Linked DNA regions of Mus musculus: region 1 is linked to region 2. Evidence: chromatin loops called from intact Hi-C (ENCODE). Cell type or tissue: heart. All regions are shown on one strand. Each heading gives the region's core, and the rest is flanking DNA. Links, peaks and the distances in the headings are about the cores only. Region 1 overlaps B3gntl1 (UDP-GlcNAc:betaGal beta-1,3-N-acetylglucosaminyltransferase-like 1). Region 2 holds the start of Wdr45b (WD repeat domain 45B).

What was found. A loop is a pair of places that touch in the nucleus more often than their neighbours do. Peaks named below come from ENCODE experiments on the same cell type or tissue, not always from the same donor. Only the 100,000 strongest peaks of a DNase experiment are listed, where the experiment ranks them.
Region 1: a loop joins it to region 2, with 2.8 times the contacts of the local background. A loop is called at or near these places in 1 of 42 quality-filtered maps.

What each region holds. Positions count from the first base shown.
Region 1 is chr11:121,663,072-121,667,461 of GRCm38, reverse strand. All of the region lies in intron 3 of B3gntl1 (UDP-GlcNAc:betaGal beta-1,3-N-acetylglucosaminyltransferase-like 1), which reads left to right. It also overlaps the pseudogene Gm18479. Among named protein-coding and RNA genes, the nearest start is that of B3gntl1, 7.9 kb to the left of the region's middle. In heart, for the core only: no CTCF peak of the experiment used is centred there; no DNase peak of the experiment used is centred there.
Region 2 is chr11:121,351,509-121,355,859 of GRCm38, reverse strand. It overlaps Wdr45b (WD repeat domain 45B), which reads left to right and starts at 1,413. Exons shown (of 10, transcript NM_025793.3): 1 at 1,413-1,633. The coding sequence starts at 1,567. In heart, for the core only: a CTCF peak has its summit at 2,007 (motif pointing right); a DNase peak (open chromatin) is centred at 1,389; H3K4me3 peaks cover 2,593 bases; H3K27ac peaks cover 2,074 bases.

The DNA.
Region 1 (4,390 bases), core at 317-4,316, 310 kb before region 2:
ACTCTGTTTTTGGTGGCTTTGATGTCAGGAGTTCTGGTCTCTAGGATAGCTTAGGGAGGGGGATGTATTCTAAGTTTTGGAAGCATTTAAGAAGGACTAGTGTTAATTCTTAGTTGGTATAATTCACAGGTGAAGCCATTGGATCCTGGGCTTCTTTCTTCCCTTTGTTCCTGAGTCCTTACTTTTTTGGTTTGTATGTCAGAAGTTTCTCGGCTTTACTCAGGTTTCTGACACCCTTAGCCCTTTGAGCCCTTGGCAAGGCTAGTAGTGATACAATTCAGTGGTTTGAGTCTTCCCTTTTTTCTCATCTAGCTATATTGGTTACTTTGTTACTCCATTTACTCAGAGGCTCTCTGGTCATAATTTTTGTCTTTTTGATCCATGGATCCTTTTATCAGTATAATGATGTTGGATTTTATTTGTTTACTCGTTTCTTAAAATCATTTAGGAATAAAGTTGGTTTTATCTGGTATTTGCACAGCCACCCAGATTTCTTTGTGATTAGTGTACCTCGGATATTTTTTACACACAGTCTTTCAGCTCACTGTGTGCCTTTGGATCTCTTATAACATTTAAAGGAGTCATTTCTTAGTTTATTATTATTTTGTTTTCAGACAGTGTCTTACTGTGTAACTCAGGCTGGCCTTGACCTTGGGATTCTTTTGCCTCAGTTTCTCCAAAATCTGAGATTGCAGATGTAAGCTGTCTAGATGAGTAATTCTTTTTATTTAAGTTTTATTGCATTATGATGAGAAAAGATACATAATTTCAATTTATCTGAATTTGTTAATGTTTAAAAACCTATTTTGAAGGCCGGGCGTGGTGGCGCACACCTTTAATCCCAGCACTCGGGAGGCAGAGGCAGGCAGATTTCTGAGTTTGAGGCCAGCCTGGTCTACAGAGTGAGTTCCAGGACAGCCAGGGCTATACAGAGAAACCCTGTCTCGAAAAACCAAAAAAAAAAAAAAAACAAAACAACAACAACAACAACAACAACAAAAAACCAACCTATTTTGAGTAAATAGACTCACATACTCACATCACATTTTTCTTTCCCTTTTGTACTCCAACTCCTCCCAGAGACCTCCTCCCTTTAATAGCTGCCATACCTATTGTCTTTAATCATATTCTTTAAAATTTATAAAATATCCTAACAATAAAAATGAGTATTATAAAAGTTGTTTGATACAAAACAATCAATTGAACAGTCTTATGTAGATGCTTGTCTACAGCAATACTGAAAATACATACGTTTTTCTCCATAAAAAATTTAAATAACTCTAAATATATTAACTGTATATTTTAAAATAATATATCACTATTGTTTTTTTAATGAATATAATTTAATGAACAACAGTTTTAAAAATTGTTCTGCCTTAGCCAGGCAGTGGTGGCACATTCCTTTAATCCCAGAACTTGGGAGGCAAAGGCAGGCAGATCTCTGTGAGTTTGAGGCCAGCATGGGAACAGAGCAAGTTCCAGGACAGCCAGGGCTACACAGAGAAATCCTGTCTGAAAAAACCTAAATAAGTAAACAAGTAAATTAATTGTTCTGCCACTATTTACCTTTTAATTGGAGAATTTAATCCATTTAAATATAACTGTACCTCACCGATAAGGAGGACATTTGCTATCAACTGCTCTGATTTCTCAGTGTCCTCTCTCTCTTTTGCTTACTTGTTCCTTGGTATTATGTTTGATTCCCTTATTCCCTTTCTATGTGTTTGTAATTAGTTAATACAGGGATTATAATAGTCACTCACCATTGGTCTAAGTTGAATTAATAGCGTTTTAGCTTCAGTTCCTCACACCTCTCAACTCCTTACTTGATGTTACAAAAATTACATCTTTGTTGTGTGTCCATAGAGGTACGTTTATAAATTGTGCCTGTTGATATAGATTATGTTGTCCTATGTGTTATCTTTTAAGACATGTAGCAAATACATACAGATGAAAACATGACAGTGCAGTCTTTTTTATATTTGCCTGCTCCCTAGCTTTATCTGTTCCCATTCTTTGGCTTCAAGTCCCTGTTTACCCAGGATTCCCCTCTGTCCCTGTGGGCAATCCACAAACGTCTTCAGTATTTGTTTATTTGGGATTTCTTGATTCCTTTATTTTTGAAGGATAATTTTATAACAATTTTAAGTTCATTTTATTTATGTGTGCGGACATTGAGCCTGCATGTATGTTTGGGTATCTTGTGCATGCCTAGTACCATCAAAGGCCACAAAAAGACACCAGAGTCCTCAGACTTGGAGTTACTGACAGTTGTCAGCCACTTTATGGGTGCTGGGAATTGAACTCAGTACCTTTCAAGAATAGCCAGTACTCTGAATGGCTGAGCCATCTATCTTTTGATCCCCAACAGCTATAGTTTCTATAGGTTATAATATTAATAATATGTTGTTTACATATTGTCATATGCCATTGCCCATGTTTGAGTGAGGTGGGGGAATGATTTATTTATTTATTATACATAAGTACACTGTAGCTGTCTTCAAACAGCGCCAAAAGAGGGCGTCAGATCCCATTACAGGTGGTTGTGAGCCACCAGTGATTGCTGGGATTTGAACTCAGGGCCTTTGGAAGAGCAGTCAGTGCTCTTACCTGCTGAGCCATCTCGCCAGCCCTGGGGAAGAGTTTTGAGAGCCAGTGTGCCTGCCATGGCACTGGTGTGAAGGTCAGAGGACAGCTTTTAGGAGTTGGTTCTCACCTGCACTGCAATGAGGCCGGCTCACAAGCTTCTGGGTGATTCTCCTTTCACTGCCTCCCATTTGGCCATAGGAGTGCTGGGTTTATAGATACACACCATTGCATCTAGCTTTCTTTATTTTAGAAAACTGGTTGAGTTGGTTGCTGTGGGTTATTGTTCAGAGACCAAATCCTTCCTCTTCATTGGACTCCTCCCTCTCTTCCTTGGCAGTAGGCTTGGCTAGGCCTCCAGCAACAGCAAGAAGTTGATGGCAGAAGCCACAGGGATAGCAGCCACAAATGCAGCTGGGTCAGTCAAGAATTGACCTTTTCAGAAGGAGGGAAGGTCTACTCAGTCTCCACAGACAAAGCCAGGACCTGCTTGTACTCATTGCATAGCACTGAGGCAAACATCACATAAAAACCTTCCCATAGAAGCAACAATACTGTTCCTAATGTGATATCAATCACTCGGTTGTACACGCTGCCACTGTTTGATCAACCTGCTGTTTGATCAACCCAACTGCATATCACTTAGCGTTTCAGTCGTGTCCCCCAGAGATTTCAGTGTTAAGGCCTAAAGCCTGGAGGAAGGAGGTTTTCGTGGGCCTAAGACCAGTGTCCTGGGACCACAATAACTCTACAGGGGCAGTGGTGCCAGTGCAGGTGGCAGCTTGCATCTTATTGGCCAGTAGCGTGTCTTCCATTTCATTGAGGTCTTTTTTTCTTATTTAACACAAAGCCCAATTTTCTCCAACAATGAAGCGACTGTTTCTCAAGAGCTGACTTGTTTTCCAGATGCCCTTGGGATGTCTTTGGGCATTGCACTGTTCTTGGCCAAGAGCACCACAGACTTCCCTGGGAATAACATGCATGTCTGTTGGAGCCCCCATTTTCTGCCCCACAATGAAGCATTTTGGATGATTACCTAAATATTAGGCTATCTTAAGGAAGTAGTTGGAGTTCCAGGTTGCTCAGCCTTTCCTGGGTTTTATAGCAGTGCATCGGAGGTTGCCATGAACGGTTAAGAGATTATGTCACTCTAGTGAGTATACCTAGCCAGGTTCTTCATTTGGCTTCTTACATGGGTTCTGAGGGGCACAAACCTACATGTGAGTCACCTCCCTCCCTACTTGGCACCTTACACAGTTGCTATCTAAGTCAGTTAGTAGAAGAAAGGAGAAAAGCTATGTGTTCACATTACCTTTTATACTTACCTGTTCAGCCCTTACTGGTGCTGTGGCTTTTGAGTGGATTGAGAGTTTGCCAATTTTTTCAGCCTTAAGAACTTTAGGATTTTTCTAAGACTGATTTGCTATCAACAGATTTTCTCAACTTTAGTTTATCTGGGAACGCCTTCATTTCTCTTTCACTTTTTAGAATGAGAATCTTGGGTGACAGTCTTCTTTCTGTGACGCGTGCCTCTGGTTTCTGACAACAAGCCAGCTGTTAGCAACATTGAGGCTTCCTTCTGTCTTAGTTAGCTTTCACTGTCAACTTGACACTGCCTAGCGTCACCTCAAAGGGATTCTCAATTGAAGAATTCCCCAGATCAGTTTGATCTAAAGGATTTGTCTGTGAGGGATCTCCTTGGTTGGTAATTGCTGGAGGAGGGCTCAGCTCACTGTGAATGGTCCTATTCCCTGGGCAAGTGGTCCTGCGCTGTAGAAGGAAACTAGCTGAACATAAACCAGGG
Region 2 (4,351 bases), core at 352-4,351:
TTAGAGAATGAGACCTTGTCTCAACAAGATAAAGTGGAAGTACTGAAAGAAACACGCTCTCATGTGGCTCCTGGTAAGTGTCAGAGGTTTGTTAGAGCTGTGGCCAGACATTTCCCTAGAGATGAAGCCCTTGTCACTCCTTGCCAACAAAAAAACAAAAACCAAAAACCAAAACAAAGCCACCACAACATTCTGGCGTTATAAAGGCTCAAGTATAGGTCTCTCTTCTGGTCCTGCTGCTTAGGAAGCTAGACCCTATGAGAGATTAAACAACAGGAAAACTGAAATAAGATAAAGCTTGGATACCCTAAGTTTTTATTAGTGATTTACAATGTCTTAACATTTTTTGAGTCTCCAGATACATAATAACAATGTCCTTAGAGAAGCAGGAGTGTAGCCATCTGAGCCACTGAAGGCCTGAAGCTGGGGTCATCCAGCCCTGTGGAGATGAGGTGAATAGATATCCAGAGAGGCAGGTGAGTGTGTAAGCCAGTGAAACCCGAAGGAACAAGGCCTCCTTGACAGTGGCCAACTATCAAGACATCCTGCCAGGACCTTCACAGCCACCTTATTGTTGTGCAAATGTTCTCACAGATGGTGAGACCGTTTAGGGCTTGAACATTCATGCCTCAGCTGCCCTTTCTTAGGTTCATAACTAGAGAGATGAAAGGACAGTCCCTGAAGTGGTTTCCCCTCCCCTCTTCAGTGCTGATGGGATGAATGGTGGGCTGTGTGGGACTAGGGTCCTTCTGCTTAAGCTTCTTGAATCCTAAGACGCTACAAGTCTTCATTTGGGGGAAAGGATGGTAAACAGGTAAGGGGAGAAGCCAGTGAGGAGAGAGGGAACCAGAGAATGAATTGTAGTAGAGAGGAGAAAGCACCAGCTTCCAGAGCCATCCCAGACCCCTGTAAACAGAGCACCCCAAACAACAGTCGCGAGGTCTGGGGATCTTTTCTGTGAGGTTATGTCCTATTATGTCTCTTTGGAAATTTGTGTCTGTGAGAGGACGTGTCAGATGGTTGGGAAAGCTCGGGAAGAAATAGGGGATAGTCTGTCTGTGTTTGTCTCTCGGGGAAAATGCAGGTACCATTACACGAAGGCTGCTTCTGGTCGAACACGATGTGTATCGTGGGAACGCGGTGAGGGTTTCAGGAGACTGTGTTGTGGGCAGGAGCGTTGGCGCAGTCTCTTCTCTGCCCTGTCCTTGGTCCCATCAGTCCTGCCCTGCTTGTGTGAGTGCGGGGCACCCAGCTCTCTCCGCAGCTTCCCCTCGGCTGCGTCCTGCCCCGCCCCTTATGGACGCGCCCGGCGAGCCCTCGCCACCTACTTCCCGCCACCTACTTCCCTGCAGTGGACGCGTCTGTCCCTCGGCGCTTGCTGGTTGCGCGCACGCGCGCCCACAGATCCGCGCGCACTGATGACGCAGCACTGACGACACACGCACGACGCAAGTCCCCAGGACCCTGGCTTCCGGCCGCGGCGGCCCTAGCGCCGCGCGACCGGAGAGATCGCCTGGTTGCGAGCGGTATGCGGTGCTGAGGAGCCACAGTCCCTACGACGGCGCCATGAACCTCCTGCCGTGTAACCCTCACGGCAACGGGCTGCTGTACGCCGGCTTCAACCAGGACCACGGTGAGACCCCGGGCCCAGCTCCGTGGTAACACCCCAGCCCTTCCGGGAGACCCCGACCCAACGCTACCGCGACCGCAGGGCCCCGGAGCTGTCGCGAGCGTCCCCCGGACCCTAACCGGAGACTCGGTCGCGCCCTGAGAGCTCAGACTCTGGCGGCTCTTTCAGGAAATCTCCGAACCGCTCTGTAGGGAGGACCCCCCCCCCCCGCGGTCCTTTCCAGCCCGGGCACCCATAGCGGGGAGAAACACCCACCCCACCCCACCCCTCCGCGCGCTGCCGCCGCCCGGGTCGGCGGGCAGTGCCACTTTTTTACCGGGTACCTAAGAACCCGCAGGCTTACTGCTGGGCGTCAGGGTCTCCAGCGCTTACGTTGCCAGCGGGTGGCGTAGCGGGACCTGCCCGTCGCGGGGCGGCAGTTTGTCGTGGTTCTTGCGGCTGGCACCTTCGTGGAGTGTAGGTTCTTCGCCTTGATGTCTTAGCTGTACGCCTCTCCCTCCCCTCTGGTATTTTCTTCTGTTCTGTAGGATGAAAGGACTTACATGATTTGCGTTCCCGTGACTGCCTCTTGCCTCTTGAGTTTGGGGTCTTGGAGAAGGTATTCTTGCTTCCAAGATAATGGGCGGGAACCCCTCTTAGTGGGGATTATATCCCCGAGACGCTTTTTCTGCGTAACCCTCACTGTCCTGGAACTCACTCTGTTGACCCTGTCTCTGCCTCCCGGGGTGCTGAGATTAAAGGAGTGTGCCACTATGTCAGCTAACTTCCCTTTTCTAAATCTCCTCAAGGGAAAAGGGTAAAGGCTGATACTCTGGGCTTCTAAGAGTTATAACATCTTAGCTTTCCGTATGTAAAATTTCGAGGTGCTGTAGCAAATGTATGACTTACTGTCTTGGAAAGTGAACTTAACTTGATTTTTGTTATTGTTGGGACTGGATCTTGCTCTCCTGTTCAAGCTTATCTTAAGCTGTGCTCCAGGAATCTTCCCTTCACAGTCCCTGGAGCAAGTGGGATTGCATGCTCACTCTATTGCCCCTGGCTAAGAAGATGAGTTTTTTTGATTTTTATGTTTATTTTTATTTTTGAGACAATTGGCACTGTGTATCTCTGGCTGTCCTGGAACTCCCTAAACCTCCTTAAAAATGTTCACCACCTGGCTGTTTTTATTTTTGAGGTGGGGATCTTACTATTACAGACTATAGTTAGGTAGTGCTTTAAGTAGGTAGTGCTATTGTGCATCCCATTTGCATATATTCTCTTAGAGTCCATGTGCTAGGCATTTGAAGAAGTTTGAGGGATGCGTTCACTATAATCAGAACCTGTAGGATAGCTATAAGCTATAACATTTCCAAGGTAAACCAAGGTAAGAGGGAGAGAATGTGCATAGCCCATTACAAGTGTGGAAAGCCTTCCTTTAGATCGGACAGAGATAGGCAAAAGTATTATTGTCCTGTGGAAGCACAGACAGTTCTGGGAAGAGAGCAGTTAGACTCCAGTGTGGTGGCCTTGAGCAGTACGGGATTCCAGGCCTGGTTGCAGTGTTAGGGTTGGTCCCATTGTGGAACTGTGAAGGAGCAAGCGCATGTAGCATCAGCACGTGGGGGCTGAGAGGCTCATGGACATCATATGAGTTCCAGGACAGTTAGGGCTACACAGAGAAACTCTGTCTTGTAAAACCAGAGGGAGAGAGAGGAGAGAGAGAGAGATTAGCTTTTATCCAGGTGTGGTGGCACATACCTTTAGTCCTAGCATGTGGGGAGGCAGAAGCAAGCAGATCTCTTTTGAGTTTGAAGCTAGCCATGTCTACAGAATAAGTTCCAAGACAGCCAGAGCTACATAGAGAAATCCTGTTTCCAAAAAGAAAGAGAGACAGACAGACAGACAGACAGAGAAAAAGAAAATAGCTCTTGAGCTAGCAAATTGTCTAAGTTACTTTTCTGTGTGATGAGACACCATGACCCAAGTCAACTTATACAGGAGTTCATTGTGAACTTAGAGTTTCAGAGGGTTAGGGTCCATGACCGTGATGTCAACGGGGAAGCAGGCATGTCACTGCAGCAGTGGCCGAGAGCTTACACCTGTTCCACAAGCAAGAAACAGAGACTGAGACTGGGAATGGTGTGAACTTTTTGGAGCCTCAAAGCATGCTCCAAGCGACACACCTTTTCTATCAAGACCGTATCTCTTAATCTTTCCTAAATAGTTTCTTCAACTAGGCAACAGGTATTCAAAACCATGAGCTGATTGGGGCCATTCTAACTCAGACATTCACAGGAATGTAGCCCAGTTTATGGAGCTTTCATGAGGTCATATAGGTTTGGGCTCCAGTACTTCCCTTAACTGGAGTGGTGATATAGTCCTGTAATCTCAGCCTTGGGGAAGTGGAGGCAAGAGGATCCAGAGTTCAAGGTCATCGTGGACTACATGAAGCCCTGTTTCAACGAGACAGACTTTAATGCAGTTTCTGGCTGCAGTTAAGCCTTATAGTATGAACTCGCATCAAACAGTTGAGTCAGTCACAATTTGGTTTTGTATATACTGATTTCTAGATTTGATTGTTTTTGTTTTTTGAGACAGGGTTTCTCTGTAGCTCTGGCTGTCCTAGAACTCAATCTGTAGACCAGGATTTCCTCAAACTCACAAAGATCCTCCTGCCTCTGCCTTCCAAGTGCTAGGATTAAAGGCATGTGCCACCACTGACTGGCTGCCATTGGTGTTAAA